3 separate regions of the Homo sapiens genome follow, and all the other regions are linked to region 3. A link is a loop called in an ENCODE intact Hi-C map of the cell type or tissue named here. Cell type or tissue: A673. All regions are shown on one strand. Region 1 overlaps LINC02328 (long intergenic non-protein coding RNA 2328). Region 2 overlaps FLRT2 (fibronectin leucine rich transmembrane protein 2). Region 3 overlaps FLRT2 (fibronectin leucine rich transmembrane protein 2).

Region 1 (2,500 bases), 520 kb before region 3:
GCCTGTAATCTCAGCACTTAGGAGGCCGAGGAGGGTGGATCAACTGAAGTCAGGAGTTCAAGACCAACCTGGCCAACCCCCTCTCTACTTAAAATACGAAAACCTTAGCTGGGCGTGGTGGTGGGTGCCTGTAATCCCAGCTACTCAGGAAACTGAGGCAAGATAATTGCTTGAACCCAGGAGGTGGAGGTTGCAGTGAGCCGAGATCACGCCATTGCAGTCCAGCCTGGGCAACAAGAGTGAAACTTTGTCTCAAAAAAAAAAAAAAAAGAAAGAAAGAAAACAAAAAGAAAAAAGAAAAAAAGAATTCCTTAGCTTTTTTACATTGTTCTTAACGTTTAATATTAAAATTCTGTACATGTTTATGCGTTTTAAACATATGAGTTGTTAATCACACGTGTTACCAGACTCTGGAAAACCTTCCCTAAAAATTTTGAGTCAGTATGTACATTTTTACCCTTGTTTTATGAATGAAGAAAATAAGATTTCAAAGGGGTAAAAAAATTTCTCTAGGTCACAAGGCTAATCACCAGGGAAATTAGGATTTGAATAAAATCAGTCTCATATAGAAATCAATGCTTATTTTTAATGCCACAATAATTCCAGTTGAGTCAAACTTCTGTCTGTAATTGTAACTATACATAGCACAAACCTCAATTAAAAATGTTTGTCAAACATGCAAATATAAATTATGAATATTCAAACAAATATAAATGATGAATAGCTTAAATTACTTTGTACACACACATATAAATCCAAAAATACTGCGTATGTAAACTTTTTAAATACACAAATATTTCAGGGCAATAGATGATAGCTGGTACCATCCCAACCAGAGTAATGTTTTATTGACAATATGCACTCATAAATGCAAAGTTATTTTAATTATGCAAATGAATTCCAACAAAATAAACCTAATACATTAATAAACCTCCTTCACCTTTCTTATCAGTAGAATTAAGTTTTATTTCTAACAATGCCCACTAGGGGATGCTGGCGCATTGACACTAGAAAGCGGAAGACATTGGCTGTCCTGTCAGGTCAACTAAAATACTGACAGTGAACCCCCCTTTGCAGTAATTTATTTTTGTAGATAGTTTTTAGAGAATAGAAGCCATTCACACATATTGGCACAGAATGACAGTCCCACAAAAAAATTGGAGTTTTAAGCCAACTGAATTTTTTTGCATTTTAATAATATTTTTAATAAAAGTACTTGGATTCCTGTAAAGCAGATTTGGATAAAACCATTTAGATGTCCAATACTTTTGATCAAGAGTTACTGTTTAAGTGAGAACACATGGAGACAGGGAGGGGAACATCACACACCAGGGCCCGTCGGGGGGTGGGAGGAAAGGGGAGGGAGAGCATTAGGACAGATGCCTAATGCTTGTGGGGCTCAAAACCTAGATGTGACGGGTTGATGGGTGCAGCAAACCACCATGGCACATATATACCTATGTAACAAACCTGCATGTTCTGTACATATATCCCAGAACTTAAAGTAAAATAAAAAATGAAAAATGAAGAGTTATTGTTTATGGAAACATGACATAACTATTCAACTATTAGTAAGTTTTATATTAAATAGCACAAAAACAAACAGGCTTATGTGCTAAATTATCTATATATAATTTATACATAAATCACTATTGTAGCTATTTTGGAACCTGAATTCACTATTGTCTGCAATCAAAGGGGAAAATATATAGGAATTACTTTTAATCAAATAAAATACTAAGTAAAAATATGAAATACTACTTAATGTCATTGATTGTCAATAAGTTATTTTATATGTAATTAAATCATTTCTATCTGAGGAAAATGCTCAAAGTAACTCAGTAAAACACTATGTACAACAAGTTAAGTATTTTTTAATAAAAAAACAAGATAAAAATGAGCTGAATTTCATCATGGAGTTCTTAAGGGAAAAAGTCGAAGAATTTTTTAGGAGCACATAATTTTGTTGCATAATGTCAACCCCAAATGAGCTTGGGATTGTCCCCAAATGTTTATGTAATTGAATTACATTAAATTTTTCACTCAAGCTCATTCTTCCATTATAGGTCCAAACGTTTATTAACCTTTTTTAAAAAAATTAGTGTTATTACCTTTATTTATTCACAATTGTCTCTTTCAAGTTTAAAGCGAGCCTCATCATATTAATAATCAAGCATTTAATGAGGACATTTGCATTCACTCAATTCAGATCCCTCAAATCTCGTAGACTTTAATCATATCTTTTATCTTTCATTTTTCCAGATGAGTCATATGAAATATTTAACCTTGTTATCATATGCAAATTCCTTGAGTCTATTGATGTGGCAATCTATTGACATACATCTATTAAGTGCCTGATTTGCCAGTAACACTATGCCAGGAGTTTACAGGCATAGAAACGTAATAAATTGCTCTGTGTCTTAGCCTTTTCCTGTCTCACCTCTTTTCAACTTGAGGTTTTAGGTGCAAGCTTCTTCCAACCACTGAGCCATCCTCAATC
Region 2 (2,500 bases), 72 kb before region 3:
TTCCCTAGCAAGTAAATTGGTCCCTACCTATAAATTATTCTATGTGTGGTGAAGAAAACCATTGGCTTTTTTCCTTCTTCTGAAGTTCTGTGCACAGCCTGGCAAACAACCTCCGATAATTTGAAAAAGTGGCTTTTAGTGACCCTAGCAATAAAAAAGTTACTAGTGCAATAGAGTTTGACACGTTTCTAGAAGGCTGCCTGGGCTGTGTGACTCACGAGAGGTGACCCTGTCTCACCTGAGAATAGAGGTGCGGGGCTGCTCCCCCAGCTCATGGCTCACTGCAGAGGGCAGGCCCCATTTAAGGCGTGCAGGTGCCCACTCATGCTCTGGTTCTTCCTGAAATATGCTCATATGTTTCTAGAACCAAGTCTCCTAACGGAGTTACTTTGTCTTTTGGGGGGACTCACAGGTGCAGAAACTAGGTATTCAGGGTCAAGAGGTCAAGACTAAATGAAACAAATTCCCGGTGAAACAGCCACCTCCATTAACTACCTTTGCAGGTGGCTACGCTCTGACTCTAGTGTTTTCTCCAAATGTTCTATCTCCCCAACTCTCTTGACCATTCTGCAGGGAATTCAGAATATGGGAATAATCTCAAAACCAGTGAGAGTTCCTGAAAAAGCTGAAATTGACCACAGTACCAACCTTAGACCTACAACCAACACCCCTCCTATCAGGGTAAGGAACGCACAGGGTCAAAGGGATATGACCATCCAAAGCCTGTATTGCTCCTTCTAGGTTCCATCTTGGGTGCCCAGATTCCAGAATTTCCTGGCTCCAACTTTCTCACAGGGCCCTGGAGGACCTCTCCACTGGGTCTGTCCTCCTGAGGTTATGACACTTCTAAGCTTGTTCGGATTGGGAAGGAGGAGTGCAGAGCTGGGGTGTCTGTGTGCAAAGCCTCTTGGGTTTCAGGACGGAACCTCAGTGGGAAAGGAAGAGACTTTGGACCAGTTATCCCTGCACTGCCACTTTCTGTTCTGTATTTGGTAGAGTTTGAGAATTCTAAGGTCAAATCTGCCTGGCCTTCCAGGATATTCTGGAAGCCAGATGGGTCACAATAGGCAAAGTGCCTACACTTTTTAAACAACTTGCTAATGAGATTTGTAGCTTTTGAACAATTAGATCTAAAGCAGGCCTCTCCCCATGTTCTTGCTCAGGACGCTGGCAAATGTTTGCGTGGGCCTGTTGAGGGCAGTGGCTCTTCACATGACGAGCAGACCTGCCTCCAAGAAGAGAAGGGTCGTGCATACTTCCTGAATAAATAGAAACATTGCTGAAGAATGTCATCTGTTAAGCATATCTTCAGGGTGGAAGAAACACAAAAACTTTAAGAAACATTATGACTTAACTCACGAATATTGCTAGAGTTACTAATTCAACAGATTTACCACAATTAAATAAAAATCCATCCATCCATTCATCTGTTCATTCACTTATTCAATAATCATTTATCAGCTGGGCAAGGTGGCTCATGCCTGTAATCCTAGCACTTTGGGAAGCCGAGGCGGGTGGATCACTAGAGGTCAGGAGTTCAAGACCAGCCTGGTCAAAATGGCGAAACCCAGTCTCTACTAAAAATACAAAATTTAGCCAGGCATGGTGGCAGGCTCGCTCTTGCAATCCCAGCTGCTTGGAAGGCTGAGGCAGAAGAATTGCTTGAACCCGGGAGGTGGAGGCTGCAGTGAGCCGAGATAACACCACTGCACTCCAGCCTGGGCAACAGAGTGAGACTCTGTCTCAAAAAAGAAAAAAAAAAAAATCATTTATCAAGCAAACACATGAGAGGCAGTGGACTGTTAATGGACTAAACTGTTCCCACCCAAAACTCATATGTTGAAGTCCTAACCCCCAGTATCTCAGAATGTGACTATATTTGGAGACAGAGTCTTTAAGGGGAGCATCGAGTTAAAATAAAGTAATTAAGGTGGGGCCTAATCCAATATGACTGGTGTCTGTACAGGAAGAGGAGATTAGGAAACAGACATACACAGAGGGAAGACCATGTGAGGACCCAAGAGAAGAGAAGATGGCTATCTATTAATACAATCTGAGGAGAAAAGCCTAGGAAGAAACCAGCCCTGCCGACAGCTTGAACTCCTAGCCACCAGAATTGTGAGAAAATACATTTCTGTTGTTCAAGTCATCCAGTCTGTGCAGTCTGTGGTACTTTGTTCGGGCAGTATGAGCTGACTCATACAGAGACGCTTGATTTCTTAATACAGTAGAAAGCACATAAAATGCATAATACATAAGACAAGCATGCCACAACTAATTACAACACAAGGTGATTAAGAAACAGCTCACTTACAACCAACTCTCATAGAAGGACTGCAAAGCAAAAACTTGTTTGTAAACTGAAGGCAAGTCCTTCTTCTGGACATTCACACTGAATTCAATCTCAGCTTCCAGGCCTCCCCAAAAACATTTCTTCCTGGAGCCGAAAACTTTCTTTTCCCTGGTGCTGTGATCCCACCCCTAGCTGTTGCAAGAATCC
Region 3 (2,500 bases):
CTTTAAAAAAGGAACATAGTTCAAACCTTGAAAAGAATCTCTGTCTTAAAATGGTTCTTGATGTATGTGTGTGTTGTGTGTGTGTGTGTGTGTGTTTTACTATAAACAGATACGTAATTGGAGGTCCTTTATTACTGAAAGGAGTAAAAGTATACTGATACGTCAATTCGCGACATGTAGTTTTAGAAGAAAGATATAATTGCACAAAAGCAATTTGGAGAGTAGAAAAAGTAAGAAAGTTGTCTGAAGTAAGATAATGGTTGTTTAACTTTAATAATAATAATAGCTAGTCTTAAAAAAGTCTTTTGTGTAAAAATTGCCCAAGGGAAAAGAAAGAAAACCTCCTAAAAATTCCATATCCCCAAATACCACTAGATCAAAAACCATCTGGAAAATGTCAGATAATGGTATCCACCCACCTAAGAAATTCAGTAAACTTTGTCTTCAATTAGCATTTGAAATAATCGGCTAAAATTGAAATTTCTATCTGAAAACCCTCACAAGACAAACCTGGATTAGGAATCAGATTTTTAAAGTCTCCTTAAAAGGACCATCTGTTTATAAATACTCTTCTCACACTCTTTGATCTGTACCATAAGTTCACAGTAGAAGCACAGCAGAATTTAAAGACATATACACACAGCTACCATGAAGTCTAGTTACCACATACATATTTTGAGCTCGTCTCAAGTTTCCCTTGTTATGTAAGCACTTAGGAGCAATAAAATTTCACTTACATTCAGCAGCATTGTGAGTCCCAAAACAATAGTCAGCCTGACTGTACAATCCCTTCATTGGCAGTGGATAGCTCTGGTGTTTTATTTATGTTGATCACACTGTCAATGCTATATGGAATAACCATTTAGTTGCCTCTCTATTAGTCCATAACATTTTTATTACTGTAATTAAATGTCATTATCCATATTGAACTCTGTATTAGAAAAATCAAATTAGGTAAACTGAAATATCCAGAAAGAACTACAGAACTGTTGGGATTCACCCCCAGCACCCTGACGTCATCTTCAGACTTTGATGAGAAGGAAAAAAAAAAAAAACCATGAGTATTCACTTCTCACAGATAGAGGTCACTAATGGACTGAATTTGAATCACTGTAGCAGAAATCACAAAGTTATTAAAGTAATCTAGTGAAAAAGGAACTCGAATTGAAATTAAAGATATCAAAAGATGATTATCCAGAAAAGTCTGACCTGAATACAAATATTACATCACCTTGACCTTTTTTGAATCTTCTAAACAGAGAGCAAAACCAAAAGCCGCTCGGCACCCTTGCTGTTTTTTAACTTCAGACGCTTCAGATCCCAGAAGCAGGAATTCTTCCTTGTAAAGTACAAAGCTCAAGAGTCAAACTAGATCAGATGTTCACACTGGGTCTCTACAGAATAAAGCTTCTGGACTTGTACATACTTGAGCCTTTCTTAAAACCACAGCTTCAAACTGGGAAAATATAAAGTTGTCTAAATCCTAAATCAAACTCTCCAGCAGGCCAGAATATAAATGTAACGGGCATCAGAGAAGGTTCAAATTAGATCCAGCCGGTCAAAGTCAAACTCGTATATGATCACATCATCTGAAACCTAACATACAGGAAAAGCCAGGACTGCTTTGGGGACTCCAGGGTAGCCCAGCATGGTGTCATTTGGGAATCTACTTTCTTCTGCTAAAAGCATCCCCTGGAATTTCTAAAACTGCAATGAAACTACTGAAGTGTTAAGACATGGGCTTTAAAACAACAACAACAACAACAACAACAAAAAAAAAAAAAAAAAAAAAAAAAAAAACAGCATTCCTTCCATGCTAGGTTTGTAATAGGTTCTGCTACAGTACAGCTAGCCCAATTCTTTTTACAATTTCTTGTATCTCTACTGGCAGAGACATGGAATAATGTTTGAAATTTCATCTTCCAACCTCCTCCAGTCAAAGATATTTGCAACTCAACATGACAGTATGGTGTTGCACTGTCTTCAGTGATTATTAAAAAATCCCTAAATGGTTTAACCCTATCCTGTTTCGGGCTTTCAAGGAGGGGAGGAAGAGAAGTAGTATTCTCAGACGCAATAACGCTGTGGAGAAAGAAGTAACTTTTCATGGTATGCGTATTACCTACAGATTGATTCTCTGCTAATATGGTGGCTGGTGGCTTGCCCGTCATAAGTAGCTGGCCCATGTTGTTCAGTAATGAAAACAAGTGAGAATCTAGTTCTAACACTTCAAATACGGACCTAAAATTTTACATTCACACTGAACAACCTAATATATCCCTGGACAAATGCCAATCTGCATTCTATTTACCTCAAAATGTTGTTGTTTTTTTTTTTTGGGGGGGGGCTTTTCATTGGATATTTATTAAGGTCATACCGGTTAAGTCTACAGATAATATCGGTCCGATATGGAAGCTAGCCTTCAGATTAGCTTTTGGTTGTGAGAAATTAGACATAATAAATTTAGCAATAAGTCTGTGAGCGAGTGGACATGCTCCAA

What was found. Hi-C counts contacts between places; a loop is a spot of excess contacts. Peaks named below come from ENCODE experiments on the same cell type or tissue, not always from the same donor. Only the 100,000 strongest peaks of a DNase experiment are listed, where the experiment ranks them.
Region 1: it touches region 3 in a loop (5-fold over the local background); 10 of 110 quality-filtered maps call a loop at or near these places.
Region 2: it touches region 3 in a loop (6-fold over the local background); 8 of 110 quality-filtered maps call a loop at or near these places.

Annotation. Positions count from the first base shown.
Region 1 is chr14:86,055,741-86,058,240 of GRCh38, reverse strand. The region is part of intron 1 of LINC02328 (long intergenic non-protein coding RNA 2328); the gene reads right to left. The region is part of intron 2 of LINC02316 (long intergenic non-protein coding RNA 2316); the gene reads left to right. Among named protein-coding and RNA genes, the nearest start is that of LINC02316, 6.0 kb to the left of the region's middle. In A673, a CTCF peak has its summit at 984 (motif pointing right); a DNase peak (open chromatin) is centred at 1,000.
Region 2 is chr14:85,607,493-85,609,992 of GRCh38, reverse strand. The region is part of intron 1 of FLRT2 (fibronectin leucine rich transmembrane protein 2); the gene reads right to left. Among named protein-coding and RNA genes, the nearest start is that of FLRT2-AS1, 77 kb to the right of the region's middle. In A673, a CTCF peak has its summit at 1,160 (motif pointing right); a DNase peak (open chromatin) is centred at 2,072; H3K27ac peaks cover 727 bases.
Region 3 is chr14:85,535,193-85,537,692 of GRCh38, reverse strand. The region is part of intron 1 of FLRT2 (fibronectin leucine rich transmembrane protein 2); the gene reads right to left. Among named protein-coding and RNA genes, the nearest start is that of FLRT2-AS1, 4.8 kb to the right of the region's middle. In A673, a CTCF peak has its summit at 1,095; DNase peaks (open chromatin) are centred at 712, 1,042 and 2,122; H3K4me3 peaks cover 2,401 bases; H3K27ac peaks cover 2,420 bases.